Linked DNA regions of Homo sapiens: region 2 is linked to region 1. Evidence: chromatin loops called from intact Hi-C (ENCODE). Cell type or tissue: heart left ventricle. All regions are shown on one strand. Each heading gives the region's core, and the rest is flanking DNA. Links, peaks and the distances in the headings are about the cores only. Region 1 holds the start of CHLSN-AS1 (CHLSN antisense RNA 1). Region 2 overlaps ADAP1 (ArfGAP with dual PH domains 1).

Region 1 (11,847 bases), core at 2,586-10,585:
CCGGCCTGTTCCACTTGAGCGAACAGGTCTGCAGTGAGGAGGGTCCATAGTGGGGCGGGTCCGTAGTGGGGCGGGTCTGTAGTGAGGCGGGTCTTAGTGAGGTGGGTCTTAGTGGGGCGGGTCGGTAGTGAGGCGGTTCCTAGTGAGGCGGGTCCCGAGTGGGGCGGGTCAGTAGGTGGTTCTTAGTGGGGCGGGTCTTAGTGAGGCAGGTCTTAGGGGGGCGGGTCCATAGTGAGGCGGGTCCGTAGTGGGGCGGGTCTGTAGTGAGGTGGGTCTTAGCGGGGCGGGTCTTAGGGGGGCGGGTCCGTAGTGAGGCAGGTCTTAGTGGGGCGGGTCCGTAATGAGGCGGGTCTTAGGCAGGCCCGTAGTGGGGCGGGTCTGTAGTGGGGCGGGTCTGTAGTGAGGCGGGTCCGTAGTGGGGCGGGTCTGTAGTGGGGCGGGTCCGTAGTGAGGCGGGTCTTAGTGAGGCGGGTCTTAGTGAGGCAGGTCTTAGTGGGGCGGGTCCGTAATGAGGCGGGTCTTAGGCGGGCCCGTAGTGGGGCGGGTCTTAGTGGGGCGGGTCTGTAGTGGGGCGGGTCCGTAGTGAAGCGGGTCCGTAGTGAGGCGGGTCTTAGTGAGGCGGGTCTATAGTCAGGGGCAATTGTTCCTCGTCAGCCTGGCTGGAGACCTTCCACCCATTGGGATTTTGTAAAACATCTACTTTAAAATGTGGCCGTGAGAAAAGCCCCCATTCCTCCCCACCATCTGTTCGCCTCTCCCCGATTTTCTAGGATTAAAGTATAGGCCTGCAATCCCCTACCTCCAATTCTAAAGCCCACAAAGCTCTGAAAACAGGAAGATGTTCCCCCCAAGTTTGCGGCAAATTCACTGGGCAGCGATCCCTGACCTGAAGGGGTGTGAGAGCTTCATGTCCATGAGGACCCCACCCCTTCTGAAGACGGGCGATGTGGCTGTGGGAGCTGCCCTGAGCGCCCCGGGGTTCTGTGGCACACTTCCTCCCCACAGCCTGAACGCGCTGGAATTCTGAGTATGCCCGGCCCCAGGGACAGTGGGGGTAGGGTGGGGGGAGTGGCACCTTGCAGCCATCGACGTGGGGACGTCACGCTCTGGTCCCAGTCTCCTGGGAATTCAGCCACGAGGTCACTGGCATTATTCATCACGTGCTGCAAGCAGGTCAGAGTCGGCCTCGTGAGGACGCGGCTCTGGGTGGCTCCTGCGGGGAGCTCAGACCCGCGGGACAGGCTCCTAAGCCGTGGGATTAGAGAACAGTTTTCTGAGCTGTTTCTGTCAGTGTTTGGTTTTCAGGTGTGAACCTTTAAAGCCGCAGGCCTGACCTCCCTCCCAGTCCCTCTGGAGCCGGAGCTGGTGTAAGGGCCGCGTCTCTGATGGTCCTGGGCTTCCCATCTCCATGCCTGCGCGGAAACCCTGGCATCCGATGAGGAAGTGATCACACAAGCCCACAGAACCCTGCCCAGCGGCTGGCGCCGTCAGCCCAACCCTCCTACCCCTGCAGCCCAGCTCTGCAGGGTGGGGTGTCCGTGCTTGAACCAGGAGACCCTCTTCCTGGCCGATACTTTCCAGCCCCCCTTGGCTCCACGCTGAGCTCCCAGGAAAGGGGCGGACCCCACACACAGGTGAGGGTGGCACTGGGCTGCCTCTGCCCGGGAATTACACCATCCAACTATCCTCCCCAAAGGCAGGAGGGGCCTAAAATCACTATTTCAATTTCTCAGTGGCTTTGGGTGCAAACTGGCTCATTTCTGTGGGTCTGTTGCAGGGACTGGCCTGCATTCAATACCCCTCATCCCACCCTGCTGGGTGGCCCTGTGGAGGGCCCCAGGGACACCCTGCTGCCTGGTCAGCTGTTTGTTCCTGGTGGGCCCCACACAGGGCAGGCACATGCCTCCAGCGCAGACCCTCGCCTGCTACCTGAGACACTTCACTGTGCACCATGGCCTGCCCCAACCCCCTACCCAGCGAGTCCCCTCCTCATCCCCAGGTTCCCGCCAGCCTCTGCTGCCTGAGACCCTCCACTGAGCGCCAAGGCCTCCGTCCTCATCCCCAGGCTCCCGCCAGTCTCTGTGGCTGCTTCCCAGGAGCTGCGTCGCTGACTGTTCCTGAGACACCTGCTCATCTATATTCTATGTTGCCTTCACCTGGGAAGATTCGGCACCTCCTGAGCCTCCTGCCGCCCCTGAGAGATTCCCAAAGCCTTCACCTCATCACACACAGAACACAAGAACTTGAGCCACTCGGGGCAGAAAAAGGAGCTACTTGTAAAAAGTCAAGGTAGTCATCTGCCCAACTCCCCAGTTCTTCCAGGCAGCCGTCTCCCCAACTCCCCAATTCTTCCAGGCAGCCATCTCCCCGACTCCCCAATTCTTCCAGGCAGCCATCTCCCCAACTCCCCAATTCTTCCAAGCAGCCATCTCCCCGACTCCCCAATTCTTCCAGGCAGCCATCTCCCCAACTCCCCAATTCTTCCAAGCAGCCGTCTCCCCGACTCCCTAGTTCTTCCAGGCAGCCATCTCTCCAACTGCTTAATTCTTCCAGGCAGCCGTCTGCCCAACTCCCCAATTCTTCCCCAGTTTGTGAGACACCAGGATGCGAGTTTTTCAGCGCGTGACGTCCCAGGGTCAATGATATTGCTACCAACACTTCTTGACTACTATAGTTCAAAAATCATTCATCTTATTTTTGTTTATCCACAAAAAAACCTTGCCCTGCTTCCTTAAGTAAGATTCCAGAAAGGGAGTTTAGTTGTAGATTCACTTCATTAAAGTTCTAAGAGTTATTGTAGGAAGCTGGATCTAGTGTGAATTGTGGCGAAGAGATCAGGAAATCTACACACGTCTTCTTTCATACACAGCACACGACAGAGGGAAAGCAGGAATAGTAACCGTAACAGAAAGTATCATAAAATTGGTTATTTCCCCTCGAATTGTACGTCTTAATACTTTCGGTTACCCCTCTGTAGTTCCTCTTTGCAGAAATTCTGTCCACCCAATCACCCAGGAGTGGTTCCACTTCACACACGCCCGGCACGCAAACCATGTCTCCACACGTCTCAAACGGTAGCAGAGGGAGTACCTTGGCTGCTGGCGAAGGAGTAAGCCACGCGGGCTGAAGGAGCAGGCCTGCCCCACACAGGCGTTACTCCTCCCAGAAAAATAAGAATAAAGTCACCATTGACTACACCCCTGAGGGCTTCTGTGGCCCTGAGGATGGAACTGAGGTGTTGGGGTATCCTGCAGCCCTCCCAAGGATTCCGGCAGAAGTGAGAGCACACGTTCCTGCCTCCGCCCTGCTGCACAGGGCAGCCTGGCAAGAGCTGTATGGCGGTGCGCACGGTCCGCACTCCGTCAGGTTGGGAAGTGAAGGAAGAGCAGAGAATCTAGGCAGGAAGCATAACGTGAACATGCCCATTTCACATGTACCCCTACTCCTACCCCTAACCCCTAACTCTAACCAACTTAAACCTCACCTAAACACCCTATTCCTAACCCCCTAACCACCCTAACCCTAACCCTCAACACCCTCATCTGAACCCTAACCCTTACAGAATCGCTCTGGGCCTGCCTGGCTTTGCCAAGCCTGAGCGTGTGAGTGCATCTGACCTGCCCCCTCCGTTCTCTCTGGGCTCCTCCATCCTGTGTCTTCTGGCATCGCTCACAGACCCACGCCCCATCCTGCTCAGCCACCTTGACTCGCTGGGGGACCACAAGATGAACACAGCTCTGACACTGCCAGCTGACCCCGGCCACATCTGGGGCTTCCACGCGACGCTGTCCCCAAACAGCAAATCTTTGGGTACAGATGGGAGGTGTCCTGAGGCTGGGACAAGGACTGGGCAGGGGCTGGCAGCCGGTCTGGCAACATAAGCAAGCCCCTGGCTTTCCCTCTGCTCACTGCCTTGGCTCTCTTCCTCACTCTGTGACTGATCGGGTGCTCCTGAGAAACGGGCTCCCTGTGCTGCTCCTGGGGTGTGCGTCATTTTCCCGTGTCCCGTGTCCTACGGGTTCCAGGCACTACAATTCACTGGTCCACTCTGCTGCTGACAAACATGGGGACTGTTTCCAACTTCAGGCGTTCGTGCACGAAGCGGCGCTGTTCTGCCGTGTCTCCCAGCGCCCACCATGGGCCCCTGCGTGGGGCACTCCTCGGGCAGACACAGCCTCAGCCGCGCACGCTCACCAAGTGTGGTCTCACGTCCTCACCTGCCCTTGGTGCCATGTGTCTCTGGTATTTTGTGCCAAGCCAGGGGAGGATTAAGGCATTTCCCATCTTAATGACGTCTTGGCCTCTCCAAAGAAGCGCCTCTTTAGGGATTCTGCCCACGTTTCTAAGTGATGTAAGGTCCTTCCTGGTTTGATCTGAATGTGGGCCCTTGCCACGGCTCCTTAATCTAACTGTACCCCTGTACCTGTGCTGTTCTCTTTCCACAGAAGGGCGAGCTCTACCACACCACAGAGAAGTCAGAGCTCCGCAAGTCCCCACCTGGAAGATGGAAGACCCCTCAGAAACAGCCTGTTCTTCCCTCTGCAGAGGTGGGGGGCAGGGGGACTAGCCACACTCAAAACTGGCAGCCTCTGAGGGGAGGGAGTCACTTCAACATCTCGAACTTTAGACAGATGTGTGTGCCTCAGGCAGCATACACACACACATACATGCGTGCAAGCATGCACACATATGCAAGCACGCATGCACACACACAAACACACACGTCTGTCTCCTCCCCGGGAACACCGTGACCGGAAGAGGCTTCACACGCGTCGGCTGCAGGGTAGGAGACCCGACACAGCGCCGGGTCCTGATGGGCTGTGACGTGAAGATGGGGAGACCAGGCCCTTAGCAGCCACAGAACAGGCCCCGGAAAGACGCACGATGGCTCCACTCTTGGAAGCAGATGGTGGCTCTGTAGGGAGACAAGGCTTACCTTGCTCCAGGGACTCTGAGGAGACGCTGTGCAGGGAGGCTGCCCCCAGCAGGAGACATGGAAGGTGAGGGCAGAAGGAACAGCGGTGGGGAGCAGGGGCACTGACAGGTTCCAGACCCTGACCCTGAGCTTCCCACAGCGCCTAAACGCAACACCCTGACTCCTGAGAGGAAGGGAGGGAATCCCGAGCTGACCTCACACAGGAGAACCGAAGCTCAAAGCTCAAGTGTCACCCTGAAAGGCACCGGCAGACAAAGGCTGAGTCTCCAGAGCCAGCCCTGCATCCACCCAAACTAGCGTGGTGCAGGGACTCCTCCCTCGGCCGAGTCACCTGGCCCCAGACTGTCGGATGTGGGGCCAGCAGGGACCCTGGGGGACGCCCCATGGACACGAGGGAGACTGAAGCCCAGAGGGTCCCACAGCAGTGAGCAGCCCCTGCTGCCAGGCTCCAGGGCTCCAGAAGCCCCAGCCCACCCCACACTCAGGGCGCACAGAAGGCCCCAGGAGGGAGGGTGGGAAACGCCGGGTCAAGCGAGCAGCATCCGATTCTTTTCTGCAGGACATCTGAGCTGTGCCACACACACTAAGGCTTCTAAAGAGAAAAGACAGCGTTCCCCGCTGTCCAACCCTAATCATCACAGGACGCTTTCTGCAGAGCCCCTTGGGGCACGAAGATTCTTCCCAGCACCAGTCTGAGAAACGATGAGGCCCTGGGCAGGAGGAAACATGGCCCCATCCTGTTCTAGGGGCCACGGCACCCCTTGGGGCCCCTCTCCAGACCCAAGGCTGGACAGGCTGGCTTCCTGCCCAGCTCCAGCCAACTGGCATACACTAAGTGTGCAGCTGAGGTGGTGGGAGGAAGGTAAAACGTACCCCACTTGGCAGCCACTTCCAAAATTAAACATGGTTAACATCTGTCCCCGCTGTCCCAATTCCAGACATTTACCCAAGAAAAATGGGAACGGAAGTCCACACAAGCACCTGTATACAAATGTTCACGGCAGCTTTGCTCATAAGAGCCCAACACTGGAAACAACCCAACTGCACATCAACAGGTGGACAGATAAACAGATGTGGCCTGCGCATCGAAGGAATGCTACTCGTCAGCGAAATGGACCCACCGGGGACAGGCGCGGCAACAGGGTGAACCTCACAAAACATGCAGCTGCGGGGACACAGCTAGATGTGAGCACGTGCAAAGTACTGGAGCCTCTTCAGCAGCTCCAGAGCAGGGAACCCACCTCACCAGCGACACAGCGGCGACGAGGGCCGGGTCTGGGAGGGCGTGGGCCAGGGAGGGGCGACGGAGGCGGTCTCCCTTGCCGGGGTGCTGGTGACACAGCGGCTGCACCTGTCAGAACACGCCAGGGTGGAGACAGGAGATCTGTGTGCTTCCCGAGTACAGATCACGGCTCAGCATCTCATGGGAAAGGGACAGGGCTCTCTTCAGGACACGCAGTAAGATTTCAAGTGCGGGCACTTTTAATACTCCGCGATCCAAAGGCAGCTCCAGGGCCAGCCGCGGTTTCCGGCCTCAAGGGCAGGCTCGGTTCTGGAGCTCCCTCCAGTGGCCGTCGGGGTGCCGTCACTTTCAGGGCCCCACCAGGAGAGCAGGGGCCCCGCCGAGGACCAGAGCGCCTGGACCAGAGGGAGCCCTGCGCGGCCGGCACGGATGCCTCTCAATAGGCGGCATGGGGCCGACACGACTCGGTGAGTTCCCGCCACGGCTTTCGCCGGCAGCCGGCGGCTGGAGGACAAGGAGAATGCGCCGGTTCTGTTCCTGGACAAGCTCCATGGCGCTGCGGGGTCCCGGCCCAGAAAGCCCACCCTCCCCCAGAATTTCCCCAGGCCCACAGAAGGGGACCGGAATGGGAAAAATACCGACAAACGCAGCAACGGTGCGGCCGTAGGTGTCTGCGCATCCGGCGGGGCTCCTACGGGACCCCCACGCCGCCTGGACGCCGCCTAGCAGATTTGGGGCCAGGCTAATTGGGGCCCATCGTGGCCCACAGATGCCAGCTCCGGGCCATGCTGAGGGACAGGGGAGCGGAGGATACTGCCTGTTTCCCGGCGGGGGGCCCTGCTCAACAGCCTTTCCCTTCCCTACAAACTGTCCCAGGATCCCGGGCCATTCCTTCCAGTAAGTTGGGAAGTCCAGGACCAGACCTCAACGTGGAAAAAGCTGGAGGAGAGAAGGGGGGACGAGGGGTTCTACCTGCCCTCTACCTACCTGCCCTCCTACCTGTCTGTCCACGGGATGCCCAGAGGCTCCCAGACCACCAGCCCCAGACCCTTGGTACTGCGTCCCCAGCTGTCTGCCAGGGGCCTGCTGGGGAGGCCGATGCCCATCCCTAAGCCTGAGCCTCCAGCCCGGCACGAGGGAAGGCCCCACATGCCCCAAAGGAGAGGGTTCGGGGCACAATCTTCACAAAGGCTGGAGTGCACCCCAGAGGTGAGGGTTTGGGGCACAGTCTGTTGGCGGAGGCAGGAGTACACCCCAGAGGTGAGGGTTTGGGGCACAGTCTGTTGGCGGAGGCTGGAGTGCACCCAGAGGTGAGGGTTTGGGGCACAGTCTGTTGGCGGAGGCTGGAGTGCACCCAGAGGTGAGGGTTTGGGGCACAGTCTGTTGGCGGAGGCTGGAGTACACCCCAGAGGTGAGGATTTGGGGCAGTCTATTGGCAGAAGCTGGAGTACATCCCAGAGGTGAGGGTTTGGGGCACAGTCTGTTGGCGGAGGCAGGAGTACACCCCAGAGGTGTGGGTTTGGGGCACAGTCTGTTGGTGGAGGCTGGAGTGCACCCAGAGGTGAGGGTTTGGGGCACAATCTTCACACAGGCTGGAGTGCACCCCAGAAGTGAGGGTTTGGGGCACAGTCTGTTGGTGGAGGCTGGAGTACACCCAGAGGTGCGGGTTTGGGGCACAGTCTGTTGGAGGCTGGAATACACCCAGAGGTGAGGGTTTGGGGCACAGTTTTCACACAGGCTGCAGTGCACCCCAGAGGTGAGGGTTTGGGGCACAGTCTTCACACAGGCTGGAGTGCACCCCAGAGGTGAGGGTTTGGGGCACAGTCTGTTGGTGGAGGCTGGAGTACATCCAGAGGTGCGGGTTTGGGGCACAGTCTGTTGGAGGCTGGAATACACCCAGAGGTGAGGGTTTGGGGCACAGTCTTCACACAGGCTGCAGTGCACCCCAGAGGTGAGGGTTTGGGGCACAGTCTTCACACAGGCTGGAGTGCACCCCAGAGGTGAGGGTTTGGGGCACAGTCTGTTGGTGGAGGCTGGAGTACATCCAGAGGTGCGGGTTTGGGGCACAGTCTGTTGGAGGCTGGAATACACCCAGAGGTGAGGGTTTGGGGCACAGTCTTCACACAGGCTGGAGTGCATCCCAGAGGTGAGGGTTTGGGGCACAGTCTTCACACAGGCTGGAGTGCACCCCAGAGGTGAGGGTTTGGGGCACAGTCTTCACACAGGCTGGAGTGCACCCCAGAGGTGAGGGTTTGGGGCACAGTCTTCACACAGGCTGGAGTGCACCCCAGAGGTGAGGGTTTGGGGCACAGTTTTCACACAGGCTGGAGTGCACACCAGGGAGGCTTCCCGCCTCTGGCAGAATCACCGCCATGCTCAGTCACAAACCCAGAGCTGCGTTTGGACGCTGCAGCACACGCTGCGGCCCCAGCAACGGTCCTGCGCACCAGGCTCCTCTCCCAGTAAGGTCCGCTTCTCTGTGGAGCTCAGGGGTCCCTGCAGTGCCCACCTTAGCAGAGGGCAAAGCCTTGAGACACGGATGCTTTGTCCTCAGGTCTCCACTGGCTCCTCAGAACAGGGCCCCTCAGCGCTGCAGTGTGTCACATGTCCCCAGTTTCCCCTCGTGGTGCTCACGCCACACCCCTGGCACGGAGGCTGGAACCCAGGTGTCAGTCCTGGCTCTGACCATGACCTTGGACAAACCACCCCTCAGACCTAGAGCCCTCATGCACATCCCCATGGTCACTGCCACCCGGCAGGGAGCAGGACAGCCCCGGGGGTCTGTGACTGTCCCCGGGACATCAGTCTGAGAAACAGCGCTGAGTTGGACGCTGCCTGGTGTGGACACTCGCCCTCCACAGTCACACAAACTCGGCTTTGCAAAATCAGTTCTCAGTGAAGGAAATAATGTACACAGTGGTCCACTTCCAAGACACAGTGTCTTGCTTGCTTAGGTCAGCAAGCTACAGAAGACCAGGCCCCTGCCTGGGTTGCCGATGCCTGCTTGTCGGCCTCCCCATCCCCAGTCTTCCCCCCAACGCTTAGTTGCCTTCACCTGACCCAAAAACTTTTAGTCTATGACGAAAGTTTTACTCGTCTGCAACATAGCTTGTTTTGTCTGTTCTTATCAGTCTGCCCAGCTACTTAGGTCATAAGTCAAATACCTGAAAAGCCCCTGAGCTGACTAGGATTGCAACGCATTGTGGGCTGCAACAAAATGCAGCAGGACAACCCTAAAAAAACACCTACAGCCCCTGCCCGACAACCAATAGGTGATGTCCGGGAAGACTGTGACCCCAGAGTACTCAGCCTGTGAGGAACCGGGGGAGGGGCCTGCGTACTGGGGGATAAATGGCTTGTTGTGACCGTGCTGGGTGTGCCTGCCCACCAGACACCCGATCTTGCAAGACCGTCATTAAAAGTCTCACGTTTAGGCCGGGCGCGGTGGCTCATGCCTGTAATCCCAGCACTTTGGGAGGCCGAGGCGGGCGGATCACCTGAGGTCTGGAGTTCGAGACCAGCTTTACCACATGGAGAAACCCCGTCTGTACTAAAAATACAAAATTAGCTGGGCGTGGTGGCACATGCCTGTAATCCCAGCTACGAAGAAGGCTGAGGCAGGAGAATCGCTTGAACCTGGGAGGCAGAGGTTGCGGTGAGCCAAGATTGCGCCACTGCACTCCAGCCTGGGCGACAGAGCGAAACTCCGTCTCAAAAAACAATAAATAGCTCTCCCTCTCCCCTCTCCCCTCTCCCCTCTCCCCTCTCCCCACGGTCTCCCTCTCATGCGGAGCCGAAGCTGGACTGTACTGCTGCCATCTCGGCTCACTGCAACCTCCCTGCCTGATTCTCCTGCCTCAGCCTGCCGAGTGCCTGCGATTGCAGGCACGCGCCGCCACGCCTGACTGGTTTTGGTGGAGACCGGGTTTCGCTGTGTTGGCCGGGCCGGTCTCCAGCCCCTAACCGCGAGTGATCCGCCAACCTTGGCCTCCCGAGGTGCCGGGATTGCAGACGGAGTCTCGTTCACTCAGTGCTCAATGGTGCCCAGGCTGGAGTGCAGTGGCGTGATCTCGGCTCACTACAACCTACACCTCCCAGCCGCCTGCCTTGGCCTCCCAAAGTGCCGAGATTGCAGCCTCTGCCCGGCCGCCACCCCGTCTGGGAAGTGAGGAGTGTCTCTGCCTGGCCGCCCATCGTCTGGGATGTGAGGAGCCCCTCTGCCTGGCTGCCCAGTCTGGAAAGTGAGGAGCGTCTCCACCCGGCCGCCATCCCATCTAGGAAGTGAGGAGCGCCTCTTCCCAGCCGCCATCACATCTAGGAAGTGAGGAGCGTCTCTGCCCGGCTGCCCATCGTCTGAGATGTGGGGAGCGCCTCTGCCCCGCCGCCCCATCTGGGATGTGAGGAGCGCCTCTGCCCGGCGAGACCCCGTCTGGGAGGTGAGGAGCGTCTCTGCCCGGCCGCCCCGTCTGAGAAGTGAGGAGACCCTCTGCCTGGCAACCACCCCGTCTGAGAAGTGAGGAGCCCCTCCGCCCGGCAGCTGCCCCGTCTGAGAAGTGAGGAGCCTCTCCGCCCGGCAGCCACCCCATCTGGGAAGTGAGGAGCGTCTCCGCCCGGCAGCCACCCCGTCCGGGAGGGAGGTGGGGGGGGTCAGCCCCCCGCCCGGCCAGCCGCCCCATCCGGGAGGGAGGTGGGGGGTCAGCCCCCCGCCTGGCCAGCCGTGCCGTCCGGGAGGGAGGTGGGGGGGTCAGCCCCCCGCCCGGCCAGCCGCCCCGTCCGGGAGGTGAGGGGCGCCTCTGCCCGGCCGCCCCTACTGGGAAGTGAGGAGCCCCTCTGCCCGGCCAGCACACATGCACGCACATACGCACACGGGCACACGAATGCACGCGCACACATGCACACATGCATACACATACACCACGTGCACAGGGACACACGCACACACGTGCACACACGCAAACACGCACACACGGACACGCACACACATGCACACATGCATGCACACACGCACACAACACGCACACGGACACACATGCACACACATGCACGCACATACGCACACGTGCACGATACACATGCACACGCGAGCACATGAACACGCACACGCGCACACATGCACGCACATATGCACACAACGCACGCAGACATACACATGCACACGCACGCACACGGACACGCACGTGCACACATGCACACACATCCACACGTGCACACATATACACACAACGCGTGCACACGGACATGCACACGGGTGCGCACACGTGCACATGCACACACGTGCACACACATGCACGCACACACACAGCACGCACAGACACGCACACATGCACACACACACAGCACAGACACGCACACGGGCACATGCACACGGGCACACACACACGTGCACACGCACATGCACACACATGCACACACATGTACATGCAGCCCCGAGGCAGTGCCACCGGAGCCAGCCTCATGGAGTAGCCTCCTCCAGGGTAACAGGAGCCATGGGGGGGCCATGAGACTGGATTCCACTCATAGAGGCCCCGCACGCGGCTGTTCAAGCAAAGCCACACTGACATTTCTGGTATCAAATTTAAGTCAATCTTTTAATGACCCTCCCGCACGTCAGCAGCAGATCAGGTGCAATGGCAAGAAAAGCAAGCGAGAAACAGCTGTACAACAACAT
Region 2 (11,847 bases), core at 2,256-10,255, 150 kb before region 1:
GGCCTTGTGTGCACCCCGGGGAGCCTCCAAGGCGTGCGTGTCCGTGTCACCAATGCAGACGACAAGTTTGGGCCACCTCGCCCACGGGGGTGGAGCTGGCTGGGTCCAGTGTGTCGGTTCCACAGACCCCTGCCCAGGACACAGCGGGGGCCCCTTCCAGCGACCGGGCTCCCTAGGCCACAGGGTGGGGACGCGCCCCTGCCATGCCCGCCGCGCCCAGCAGGTGACAGCAGTGCTCCGGAAGCGCGCAGGCCGCGGGGTCTGGGAGGCCACTGCCCCTCTGCACGCGCGCAGCTGCTCCGGTGTTCTCGGGGTCCAGACGCCAGCGGGAACCCCGGTCCTCCCGACAGCAGGCGCCAGCGGGAACCCCGGTCCTCCCGACAGCAGGCGCCAGCGGGAACCCCGGACCTCCCGACAGCAGGCGCCAGCGGGAACCCCGGTCCTCCCGACAGCAGGCGCCAGCGGGAACCCCGGACCTCCCGACAGCAGGCGCCAGCGGGAACCCCGGTCCTCCCGACAGCAGGCGCCAGCGGGAACCCCGGTCCTCCCGACAGCAGGCGCCAGCGGGAACCCCGGTCCTCCCGACAGCAGGCGCCAGCGGGAACCCCGGTCCTCCCGACAGCAGGCGCCAGCGGGAACCCCGGTCCTCCCGACAGCAGGCGCCAGGACGCCGCATTCCAGGGGCAATGACGACGCAGGAGTGTATTTCAGGACGGCGCTGGCCACGGTCCCGGACGCGCCCCACGCCCAGTCCAGACCTCAGGCTGAGCCTCTGCTCTCCCCATGCCTGGCCAGCCCCTTGGCCTCGCTGGGGAGGGCCAGGACCTCAGGGGCCTGCAGCCCCCAGTCGGCACCAGCAACAGCCAGTGAGACGGGGCTTCTCCCCACAGAGCAGCCCCTCACACGGCAGCGTCCTGGACAGCCGGGTGGGCTGTGGCCAGAAATGGCCATTTTCTCTTAAAGGACTCGTGAGTCCTGGGGCAGGACTCGACCAGTATTTATCAAACAGCTACCGCGTGCCGCGCCCTGCTGTGAGCTGGTCCCGCTGTGTGTCGGGTCCTATGGTGTGGGGTGGGGGGGGTTCTACTGCACACCAGGCCCTACTGTGTGCCGGTCCCACTGTGTGCCAGGTCTTGTCCCACCTGTGGGGAGCTGGGTCCAGTCCACACCCCATGCCCTGCTCAGACGCCTCTGAGGAGCCCTTCTGCCCACCGCACGGCTAAGAGCAGGAAAGACGTTCAGCATCGCCATGACCCACGAGAACGGCAAAACCAAACCAGTGTGCACACACAGGCGCCCGACTGTGGGCGGGGACGCCGGCCCTTCCACGCTGCCCGTGGGGATGTAAGGTGCCCCAGTCCCTGGAAAGCAGCCAGGCCGTTTCTTCCACCACAGTGAAGCGCGCACATCACGTGCCTCAGAGAGAAGTGAAATCCGAGGAAACAGGAACAGCCTTCACATAAAGCCCACACCCGTTTACGAGGCTTTTTTTTTTTTTTCCCCACCCAGGCTGGAGTGCAGGGGCACTATCACAGCTCACTGCAGCCTTGACCTTCCGGGCTCAAGTGATCCTCCAGCCTTGGCCTCCCGAGTAGCTGGGACCACAGATGCACGCCACCACACCCGGCTAAGTTCTGTATTTTTTTGTAGAGATGGGAGCTCACTGCGTTGCCCAGGCTGGTCTCGAACTTCTGAGCTCAGGTGACCCTCCTGCCTCTCCTCCCACCATACTGGGGTTGCAGCGTGAGCCCCACGCCTGGCCCGAGACTGCTGGGTCTTGGATTTGTCAGAGCTGGGACTGCACTCTAAATAGGATATGCAAAGTAGATGTAAATCACACCTCACGTATGTGATTTATATGCTAATTGTCTTGTAAACTGGGGCAGGGAAGCACGTGGCCCTGCTCTGAGTGACAGCTCACAGGGTGGTGGACCCTCTGGGGTGGGAACTGCATCCCCATATCTCATGGGGCCTCTGGCCTTCCACAGGGAGGGGTGCACCATGGATGGGTGGCCTCTGAGAACGGGGCCGAGGCCCTGATCACTGCACCCCGGCCGTCCCTGTGAAGGGCCTGGACCTGGCTTCCGGCCTTTGGGTCCTAGTGGCTCCTGCCCTCCCTCAGGAGGCAAACACCGGAGCCCACGGCAGAGCAGTGTCTCCTTGCTGGGTAAGGCCTTAGAGTTGAAGGCCTCCTCTGTGAGCCCGCACAGGGCTCCGTCTCTCCCTGCCTGGCCCGTCCACCCACGCTCTCCGACCCATTAATGCACCTTCTCCAGGTTGGTGCGTCTGGGGCCGGCAGAGGCTGAGAACCAGCGGGCCGTATCCTGCGGAGGGCTCCAGGTCCCAGCTTCGCCCTGCGTGGAGCTCTCTCTCCAAACAGCCAGGACAGGGAGGCTTCCCTGTTCCCAGGGGTGAGGCCAGAGGGTGGACGAGGGCTCCTGGGGTCAGCTCTCACCCTGTTCCTATTCTCATATAGCCCCCAGCATGGGGCCCGGCCCCCGACAGGCCTGGAGAGACCCCCCCACTCACACACGGGTTCACAGTTTCCACAGCGCCTTCCTGCCCAGAGTGACGTGTGGATGCCCCCATCCCCGCCAGGCTGCCCAGGCTGCAGGAGGGGCCACCCTCAGGGCCAAGTCAGCCCCAGGGTACCCCCCTCCCCAAGCCCCAAACCCTGAGGCCCCCACACAGGGGCCCCAGCGCCCAAGAACAGCGAACCCTGACTCCTGTAAGACAAACATGCCAGGAAAGGGGCGGGGATCACACGGAGGGCCAGGAAGGGGGCGGGGGTCCCACGGAGGGCCAGGAAGGGGGCGGGGGTCCCACGGAGGGCCAGGAAGGGGGCGGGGGTCCCACGGAGGGCCAGGAAGGGGGCGGGGGTCCCACGGAGGGCCAGGAAGGGGGCGGGGGTCCCACGGAGGGCCAGGAAGGGGGCGGGGGTCCCACGGAGGGCCAGGAAGGGGGCGGGGGTCCCACGGAGGGCCAGGAAGGGGGCGGGGGTCCCACGGAGGGCCAGGAAGGGGGCGGGGGACCCACGGAGGGCCAGGAGCCGACACCCACCCAGAGAGGGGCAATGGGGCAGCCCTACCACCTCTGGCCAGGCCCCAAACACCCGTCCCCCCGAGGGGCAGCCCCACAGCTCTGGCCTGGCCCCAAACACCCGTCCCCTCATGGGCCACGTAAAGCCTCGCGCTGCCTGCGAGGAACGGCTGGTGATGTTCCCAGTAGCGCCCTCGTGCCGCACACCATCGTCCCCACTATATGGACGGGGAAACCGAGGCCCCAGACCTCGTGCACAGCCCCAGCCCCCTCCTGGGCTCCGTCTGCCCTGTGACATTTACGGCAACGGTCGGCCCATCCCTGCCTGGTACCACCAGGAGGGGCCGTCCTGAACCACAGGGGAACCACAGAAGCTCCGACAGGAGCACGGGGTCCGGAGCCTAGAGCAGGAAGCCCCGCGTCTCAGCGAGACCAGGGCCTGGCCCTCAGGACAACATGAGGCATTGTCCAGGCCCCTGTGAAAGCCGCCATTGAGGCTGCGGCCCGAGGCGGGGCCAGCCCGCGGTGGGAGCAGCTGTCACCAGGGTCACCCCCAGGGGCAGGCGGGGGGCAAGTCTGGCTCAGACACAAGGATAAACCCCCACATCTGGGGGAGGGGTGCGGCGCGTCCCCACGCAGTGACCTTGGCCCAGGGAGGCGGCGCAGAGGGTGGGGGAGCCCTGCTGGCTCAGCGGGCTGAGGTTCACCTGGGGCCACAGCGACGCACCTTCCGCTACGCACCGACACCAAGGGCTTCTCCCCCGGTCCTTTGTCGTCAAAGAGCATCTTGGGGAGACACAGCGGCCACAGAGGGGCTTCCCTGCCACAGGTTACTGCAACGTGCACCTCGAGAGGTGTTTCCGCTTCCCTCACTCCTCTTGCATTTATTTTATTTTGATACGGAATCTCGCTGTTGCCCAGGCTGGAGTGCAATGGCGCGATCTCGGCTCCCTGCAACCTCCGCTTCCCAGGTTCAAGCTATTCTCCTGTCTCAGCCTCCTGAGTAGCTGGAGCTATCACGCCAGGCCTATTTATTTATGTTTTAAGACAAGGTCTCTCTGTGGCCCACACTGGAGTGCAGTGGTGCAATCACAGCTCACTGCAGTCTTGACCTCCTGGGCTCAGACCATCCTCCCACCTCAGTGTCCTGAGTAGCTGGGACCATAGGCGCCTCCATGCCCAGCTAATTATTAAACTTTGTCTTGAGACGGAGTCTCCCCACGTTGCCCAGGCTGGTGTTGAACTCCTGGCTCAAGCAACCCTCCCACCTCGGCCTCCCAGAGTGCTGCAATGACAGGCATGAGCCCCGGTGCCCGGCCTTCTTTTGTATTAACTGGAATTCGTGTGCAAAGGCTGCTGGCCTCCTCCCCTTCCTTTTTTTTTTTTTTTTTTTTGAGACGGAGTCTCGCTCTGTCGCCCAGGCTGGAGTTTAGTGGCGTGATCTCCACTCACTGCAAGCTCCACCTCCTGGGTTCACACCATTCTCCTGCCTCAGCCTCCCAAGTAGCTGGGACTACAGGCGCCCGCCACCACACCCAGCTAATTTTTTTGTATTTTTAGTAGAGACGGGGTTTCACCGTGTTAGCCAGGATGGTCTTGATCTCCTGACCTCGTGATCCGCCTGCCTCAGCCTCCCAAAGTGCTGGGATTACAGGCGTGAGGCACCGCGCCCGGTCCTCCCCTTTCTCTTTACTTGTTCCATTCTTTATGTATATGTCTATGGACTTGGGGGTGTGTACCTTGCTCCCCTGTTATAATCCCCTTATACCATCTTCCTTTTGTTGCTCAAATTACTCCCCCAGCTTTAGCCATTAAAAGCTCCTTCAGAGGCCAGGTGTGGTGGCTCACGCCTATAATCTCAGCACTTTGGGAGGCCGAGGCGGGCGGGTCACCTGAGGTCAGGAGTTCCAGACCAGCCTGGCCAACATGATGAAATCCTGTCTCTACTAAAAATATAAAAATTAGCCGGGCGTGGTGGGGGGCGCCTGTAGTCCCAGCTACTCAGGATGCTGAGGCAGGAGAATGGCGGGAACCCGGGAGGTGGACATTGCGGTGAGCTGAGACCGCACCATTGCACCGCAGCCTGGGCAACAGAGCAGGAAAAAACAAACAAACAAAAAACTCCTTCAGAAAAGCCCGGTGGTGATCCTTCCTTTTGGGTGGCCTAACAGAGGGATGGAGTGGGGCTCCGCCTTCCTCAGCCATGGTCCTGGGTGGCGTGGCCCACACACAGGACATCTGGGGCCCCCGCCCTGTGAGAACAACCCGGCCATTTCCACCCACAGCCAAGGTGCAGGCTGTGGGCACTGGGCGTGGCACAGCCTCTAGGAGTTCTTGGTTCCGGCTCATTCCAGGGCAGACCTGCAGCCACTCCTCTGTGCAGAGCGGGAGCCACCTGGCCCAGGCCTCACCTGGCCAACGTGGGGTTGTGGGTGTGGCAGGCCCTTCCCAAGCCCCGAGCTTCCCCTTCCTCCCGGGCCCTGCCGCAGGGACTTCTATATTTCCCTGTGGTCGTGAGGTGTCGCCACTGCCGTGATAAAGGGCTCTGGTGGCAAAGCCAGGGAGCAGGGCAGGAACGCCGCCGGGAATCCCCAGTGCACTCTGGGAGGGGTTGGGAGGCCCGGGAACTGCCAACTGGCGCTGGAGCCCTGTGGAGGAGGCTCTGCCCACGGGGCCGCCCCAGACAGGAGGACACGTCCTCTCCTGCTGCTGCACCCACCCAGACATGGGCTCAGGGTGGGGGCCATGGGGAGGCTCGGGGGGTCCCTGAGGTCTAACCCTGAGCACCAGATGGACACCTGCTCCCTCATCCATCCAGCAAAGGGCAGAACCTAGGGTTCCAAATAGCAGCGGGCAGCTAGGTCTGTGGGAGAGGTGCCCTGGAGCCCCTGAACACACAAGGAGACAGGCAGGGCATCTCACAGGGCCCTGGAACCCCGCCCTGCACAGCACCCAGAGACAGCAGCCTGGAGCACAGACAGTCACCGCCTGCTGGTCCCCAGGCACTTGGCCGTCTGAAGCAGCCAGGCCTTCGTGCCTACTGACCAGGCTGCAGGGGCAGGGTAGAGGGGAGGCTTCAAGGAGGGGTGAGCCCTGCCCTGAGCAGGTGGGTGTCAGTGGGCCCTGAGCACAGGGCCATACGACTCAGCACCTCTGGGTCCCTGGGATCCCAGCAGCCTCCCTGCAGCCGGGGCTCTGGGGCCCGAGGCCCTCTGGCTGGCGTGCCTGGTGCCTCCTGCGCGACCTGGAAGGTGCCGTGGCCCAAGGGAGACAGCAGCCACACACTCTGGAGCAGCCGCAGTCTACGACCCCATGCCCTCTGCAAGAGGCTGCCACCCTGCTGCCAGGTAACACCTGGCCACGGCACTCACGGCACCTTCACAAAGGGCCAGCCCTGCACTCACACCTGCACACCTCGCCTGTGCATCTCACCTGTGCCGCACACACCCGTACATCTCGTCTGTGTACCTCACCCGTGCCTCATGCACACTGTGCACCTCCCCACCATCCTCACACCCATCCAGGGGAGAGAACAGAGGGCACAGCCCATGCGGCCTGGTCTCCACAGGCAGATCATGAGCCTGGTGCTGCGGACGTGGCCGCCCCGCCGGGCCTGGTATGAGAAGCGGCCATTCACTCAGCGTGGGCTTCAGAGGCCGGCAGGCAAGGCCAAGGCCTTGGGCTCCGACCCTGCGAGCAAGCGTGTGCCTGAAAACCTCTGCCCCGACTCTACCCTGCTGGGAGGCCTCTCCCTCCCTCCAACCCCTGCCCGAGGGTCACACGGGAGGCTTTAGCTCATCTCAAATGCTCTCAAGGGAATATCTCAGACAACAGCAAAGGCAGGAATGGGATTCCAGTGGGGCAGGAACAGGATTCCAGTTGGGCAGCCTCGGGCCTGGGGCAGGAGGCGTCTTGGGTCACCAGGCCTGTCACCACCTCCTGGCCCTGAGCCCAATGACACCCATATACCCCTGCAGAACCTACGCCCACTGCCGACGAGACGCTGTCTGCCACCCGCCTGCAGAACCCAGAACCCGCGCCCACTTTCCACGAGACGCTGTCTGCCACCCGCCTGCAGAACCCAGAACCCGCGCCCACTTTCCACGAGATGCCGTCTGCCACCTGCCTGCAGAACCCACGCCCACTGCCCACGAGACACTGTCTGCCACCTGCACGCACCCCCACTTCTGGAGCCCAGACCTGATCTTCCCCAGAAGGGCCACTCCAGGGGCCAGAGGCGGGCACGCCACCTAGGGCGCCACGTTTCCCAAGTCACATCCCGGCCCGACCAGTCAGAGGTGACGAGACAGGGACTTTTTCCAGCACTTCTGTGAGCCACACCTGACCTTTCCTGGCAGCCCGGGAGAGCAGGGATGTAAAACCCAAACTTGCCAAAGGAGGTGGCCACCAGGAGGATTGGTGCCAACCTAGAGACGCAGAACTAGGAGATAGAGGTGCTGAAACCAGGTCCCAACGACACCAGCTAAACCCCTAGATCAAGCTGTGCCCTGTTATTCCAGTCAATCCATTTCCAGTTTTGCTGACACCCAGTGAAGTTGGATTTTCCATCCTTTACAACCAGAGGGTTCTGATACAAGAACAGACACAAAACTCAGTCCTGTGGTCACGCCAGCCCAGCCCATGCCTGCCTCTGAAGTGAGGCCACGTGCCACCTTGCTACAAATTGCTAAGATGTTTCTGCCGAGGGAAACGGAGGGGCTCTGGGGTGATTCTTTGGGGGTTTAAGGCAGGAGTGGAGCGAGGGGTGTGCTGGGTGCTGAGCAGGTCCAGGTGCCCGCGTGTTCATCCCCTGACCGTTTCTTGCTCTCTCCCTCACACACACAGGGATTCTTGAGAGGAAGAAATTGCTGTCTGGGTAGACAGTAATTGAATCAGCGCCTGCACAGGCTGGCTGTGTGCCAAGTGGGGGTTGGGGGGGCAGGAGCTGCCCTGGAGGAGGGCAGAGCCGACAGGACCGCTGCATGAGACCCCAGCCTGACCTGGGGAGGTGCCTTGCTCAGGCCTGGGGCAGCCTCCCACCGGTCACCCCTGCTCACCCCACGCCGCTCCTGGGAGAAAATCCACGGTCCTGACAGAGCCCAGGGAGGTGCACGGGAGGGGGGCGCAGTGCCAGCTCTACCGGGGAGGTGCACAGGAGGGGTGCGCAGTGCCAGCTCTACCGGGGAGGTGCACGGGAGGGGGGCGCAGTGCCAGCTCTACCGGGGAGGTGCACGGGAGGGGGGCGCAGTGCCAGCTCTACCGGGGAGGTGCACGGGAGGGGGGCGCAGTGCCAGCTCTACCGGGGAGTTGCACGGGAGGGGGGCGCAGTGCCAGCTCTACCGGGGAGGTGCACGGGAGGGGGGGCGCAGTGCCAGCTCTACCGGGGAGGTGCACGGGAGGGGGGCGCAGTGCCAGCTCTACCGGGGAGTTGCACGGGAGGGGGGCGCAGTGCCAGCTCTACCGGGGAGGTGCACGGGAGGGGGGGCGCAGTGCCAGCTCTACCGGGGAGGTGCACGGGAGGGGGGCGCAGTGCCAGCTCTACCAGGGAGGGCTGGGAGGGGTTGGAGCACTGGGGGTCAGGGGCTTCTCCACTGAACCCACCTACAACACCAGGACTGTGTTCAGCCATTTCAGGGCCGCCTCTCTTTCACATATTTTGAGACAGACTTTTGCTCTGCCGCCCAGGCTGGAGTGCAGAGGCGCAATCTCGGCTCATTGCAACCTCCGCCTTCCAGGTTCAAGCGATTCTCCTGCATCAGCCTGCCGAGGAGCTGGGATTACAGGCACCTGCCACCACACCTGGCTAATTTTTGTATTTTTTACTAGAAACAGTTTTGCCACGTTGACCAGATTGGTCTCGAACTCGTGGTCTCAAGTGATCCATCCGCCCGCCTAGGCCTCCCAAGGTGCTTCTTTTATTCTTGGGGTGAGATTCACAAATACGATTCATCTTTTTTCTTGTTACAGACACACTCTCGCTCTGACGTCCAGGCTGGAGTGTAGTGGTGCAACCTTGGCTCACTGCAGCCTCCGCCTCCCAGGCTCAAGAGATCCTCCCGCCTCAGTCTCCCAAGTAGCTGGAACCACAGATGTGCGCCAACCACGCCCAGCTAATTTTGCATTTTTTGGTAGAGTCCAAAAAATGAGCAACATGGGGTTTCGCCACGTTGCTCAGGCTGGTCTTGAACTCCTGAGATCAGGAGATCTGCCCGCCTTGACCTCCATATAAAGTGCTGGGATTACAGGTGTGCGCCAACCGTGCACAGCTAATTTTTGTATTTTTAGTAGAGACGGGGTTTCACCATGTTGGCCAGGCTGGCCTCAAACTGCTGACTGCAACGGATCCACCTGCCTCCCAAACTGCTGGAACCACCGGCGTGAGCCACCGTGCCCGACCCTTTTTTGTTTCTAAGACAGAGTCTTGCTCTGTCACCCGGCCTGGAGTGCAGTGGTGCAAACACAGCTCACCGTAGCCTCAAACTCCTGCACGTAAGGGCTGCTCCTGCCTCAGCCTCCCGAGCAGCTGGGACTACAGGTGGTGCCACCATATCCAGCTAATTTTTTCTTTTTTTTAAAGGGAGGGCATCTTAGATGTTGCCCAGGCTTGTTTGACCACCAGTGATCCTCCTGCCTTGGCCTCCCAAAGTGCTAGGATTACAGGCCTGAGACACGGCTCCCGACCTCGTGTTCCGCCATTCCAGGGCAGCCTCTCTCTTACACAAGGGCAGTGGGGGCAGTGCTGGGGTTGCAGGTCCGGGCCCTGGGGGCTGCTTCCTTCCTCACGTGGCCATGCCCAGCAGCACCAAACATCCCCATCCAGCCTTTGGACCCCGCCCTGCCCGTGCTGACGTTCAGAACCAGGCCCTAGGGCTAGGCTTGCCTCCGTTTCCCTGTCGACACGGTGGAGAAAGGGGCACTCAGGAAGCTCCAGTGTGCAGACGCCCAGCTGCCCTGGGGAAAAAACCACTCAAGGCCCACAGTACCCGAGCCCACCTCCTACAGAGCAGACAGGAGGAGGAAGCCAGCCCACCCGGCTGGGGGCTCCAACTCAAAGCCCCAGGGTTTAAATGAGATGCCAGGAGAAGCAGGAGTTGGGGACTGCTGGGGGGCAGAGTTGGGGACTGCTGGGGGGCACAGCCAGAGGCTTGGCCAGCTAAGCAGCACTGGGGAGACCGAGGCTGGGGTGGGGAGACCGAGGCTGGGGTGGGCTGGCCTCCCAGGCCCCCATGGCACTGCCTCCCAGCGCCCACCTCCACAGCCCCGCCAGCCCACGAAGCTCCAAGACGCTGCCTGGATGTTTCTGCCACCCGAGGGCCCCCAAGGGCACCCAGGCAGGCCTAGGGGAGGTGGAGGCCGCAGGCCGGGGCCGCACCCTCCCCACCTGCAGCACAGTGTTGCCACACAGAGGACGCCCTCACGCCCCTCACCCGGGCCTTCAGGTCCTGCCCACACTGCTGGAGACAGGGGTCCCTGCAGGCCACCCCCGAATGGAAGTGCGTGGCCACCACCAGCAGAGGAGGGGCCAGCCACGGCCCCACGAGGTCCCCATGCACCCCACTCCTTCAGGGCTGGACTGTAGACAGCTGTGGCGACCCCAAGCCCTCAGTCACGTCACTCAGAGGGCAAAACAGGTCCGGGGACGCGGGTTCAAACTCACGAGTGTGTTACCCAGGTTAATAATGACTCTGTCCACACGAGAGGGAGGGAGGGAAGGAGAGAGAGAGGGAGAGACAGAGATAGAGAGAGGATGAGATAGACGTGAAGAGAGAGGAAGAGAGACAGAGAATGAGAGACAGACATGAAGAGAGAGTAAGAGAAACAGAGACACAGAGAGATAAAGAGAGACAGAAGGAGGGAGAGAGAGAGAGATAAAGACAGGGGAGAAAGAGACAGGTGGGGGTGGGTGGGAGAGACGGGGAGAGGGAGGGAGATGGGGGGGAAGGGGGGAGAGGGAGGGAGATGGGGGAGGGAGGGAGATGGGGGGAGGGAGGGAGATGGGGGAGGGAGGGAGATGGGGGGAGGGAGGGAAAGAGATGGGGGAGGGAGGGAAAGAGATGGGGGAGGGAGGGAAAGAGATGGGGGAGGGAGGGAGAGAGCCAGGGAGAGGTAGCCGGGAGGCCCCACCCCACCCGGGTGGCCTCACCTGCCGAGTAGGGCTCCTGCTTCTCCGGGTAGATGAACTCCTGTCGCTCGTACTTGGCCCGGATCCACTGCTCTCGAAGGAGCCTGTGGGGAGAGGAGAGACTGAGCCACTGGGCCAAGGCGGCCTCCGACCCAGCACACGCCGCTCTCTGGCCCGGACCCTGGACATCTCAAGAGGCTCATAGGGACCCCCGGCAGACTCGAGCCGCCCCTCTGGGCACAAGATCCCGGAAGAAATGCAGGGTCAGCCTCCTGCCCGGGACGCTTCTCACTCTGATATTAGTTTATTGGTTTCTTGTGCGTTCGGCCCCCGGAGCATCAGGCCTCACGTTCTGCACAAGCGTTCCCGGTGGACGGGCTGGTGCCTCCCCTCTCCTTCCCACCTTGGCCTCAGCTGATGCCCCACAGGGCTGGGGTACAGGGGTTGAGCCAGGCCCCCCCACCCCGAGTCACACGCCCCTGGGCCCTCCCCGACCCTCCCCACCTCGTTGGACCGGATCTGGGAAGTGGCCGCGGCGCCGCCCTCCACCCACCGTGCTGCCACCTTGCACCCCCCGTGCCGCCCTCCACCCGCCGTGCCGCCCTCCACGTGGTTCTGAGACACAGGACGGAGCTATCAGGGCACCCGTCGAGGTCAGGAGGCGTCCGGGGCATCAGGAGAAACTA

The links. A loop is a pair of places that touch in the nucleus more often than their neighbours do. Peaks named below come from ENCODE experiments on the same cell type or tissue, not always from the same donor. Only the 100,000 strongest peaks of a DNase experiment are listed, where the experiment ranks them.
Region 2: it touches region 1 in a loop (2.7-fold over the local background); 26 of 110 quality-filtered maps call a loop at or near these places.

The regions. Positions count from the first base shown.
Region 1 is chr7:1,059,439-1,071,285 of GRCh38, forward strand. The region is part of intron 2 of CHLSN (cholesin); the gene reads right to left. It overlaps CHLSN-AS1 (CHLSN antisense RNA 1), which reads left to right and starts at 6,293. Exons shown (of 3, transcript NR_187853.1): 1 at 6,293-6,646. RefSeq lists enhancers at 2,966-3,135, 6,266-6,435, 10,361-11,144, 11,145-11,847 and a silencer at 4,915-5,209. In heart left ventricle, for the core only: CTCF peaks have their summits at 6,501 (motif pointing left) and 6,729; a DNase peak (open chromatin) is centred at 6,493; H3K4me3 peaks cover 704 bases.
Region 2 is chr7:908,786-920,632 of GRCh38, forward strand. It overlaps ADAP1 (ArfGAP with dual PH domains 1), which reads right to left. Exons shown (of 11, transcript NM_006869.4): 4 at 11,183-11,265. Among named protein-coding and RNA genes, the nearest start is that of GET4, 38 kb to the left of the region's middle. RefSeq lists a silencer at 130-349. In heart left ventricle, for the core only: a CTCF peak has its summit at 5,587; DNase peaks (open chromatin) are centred at 7,056, 7,336 and 8,006.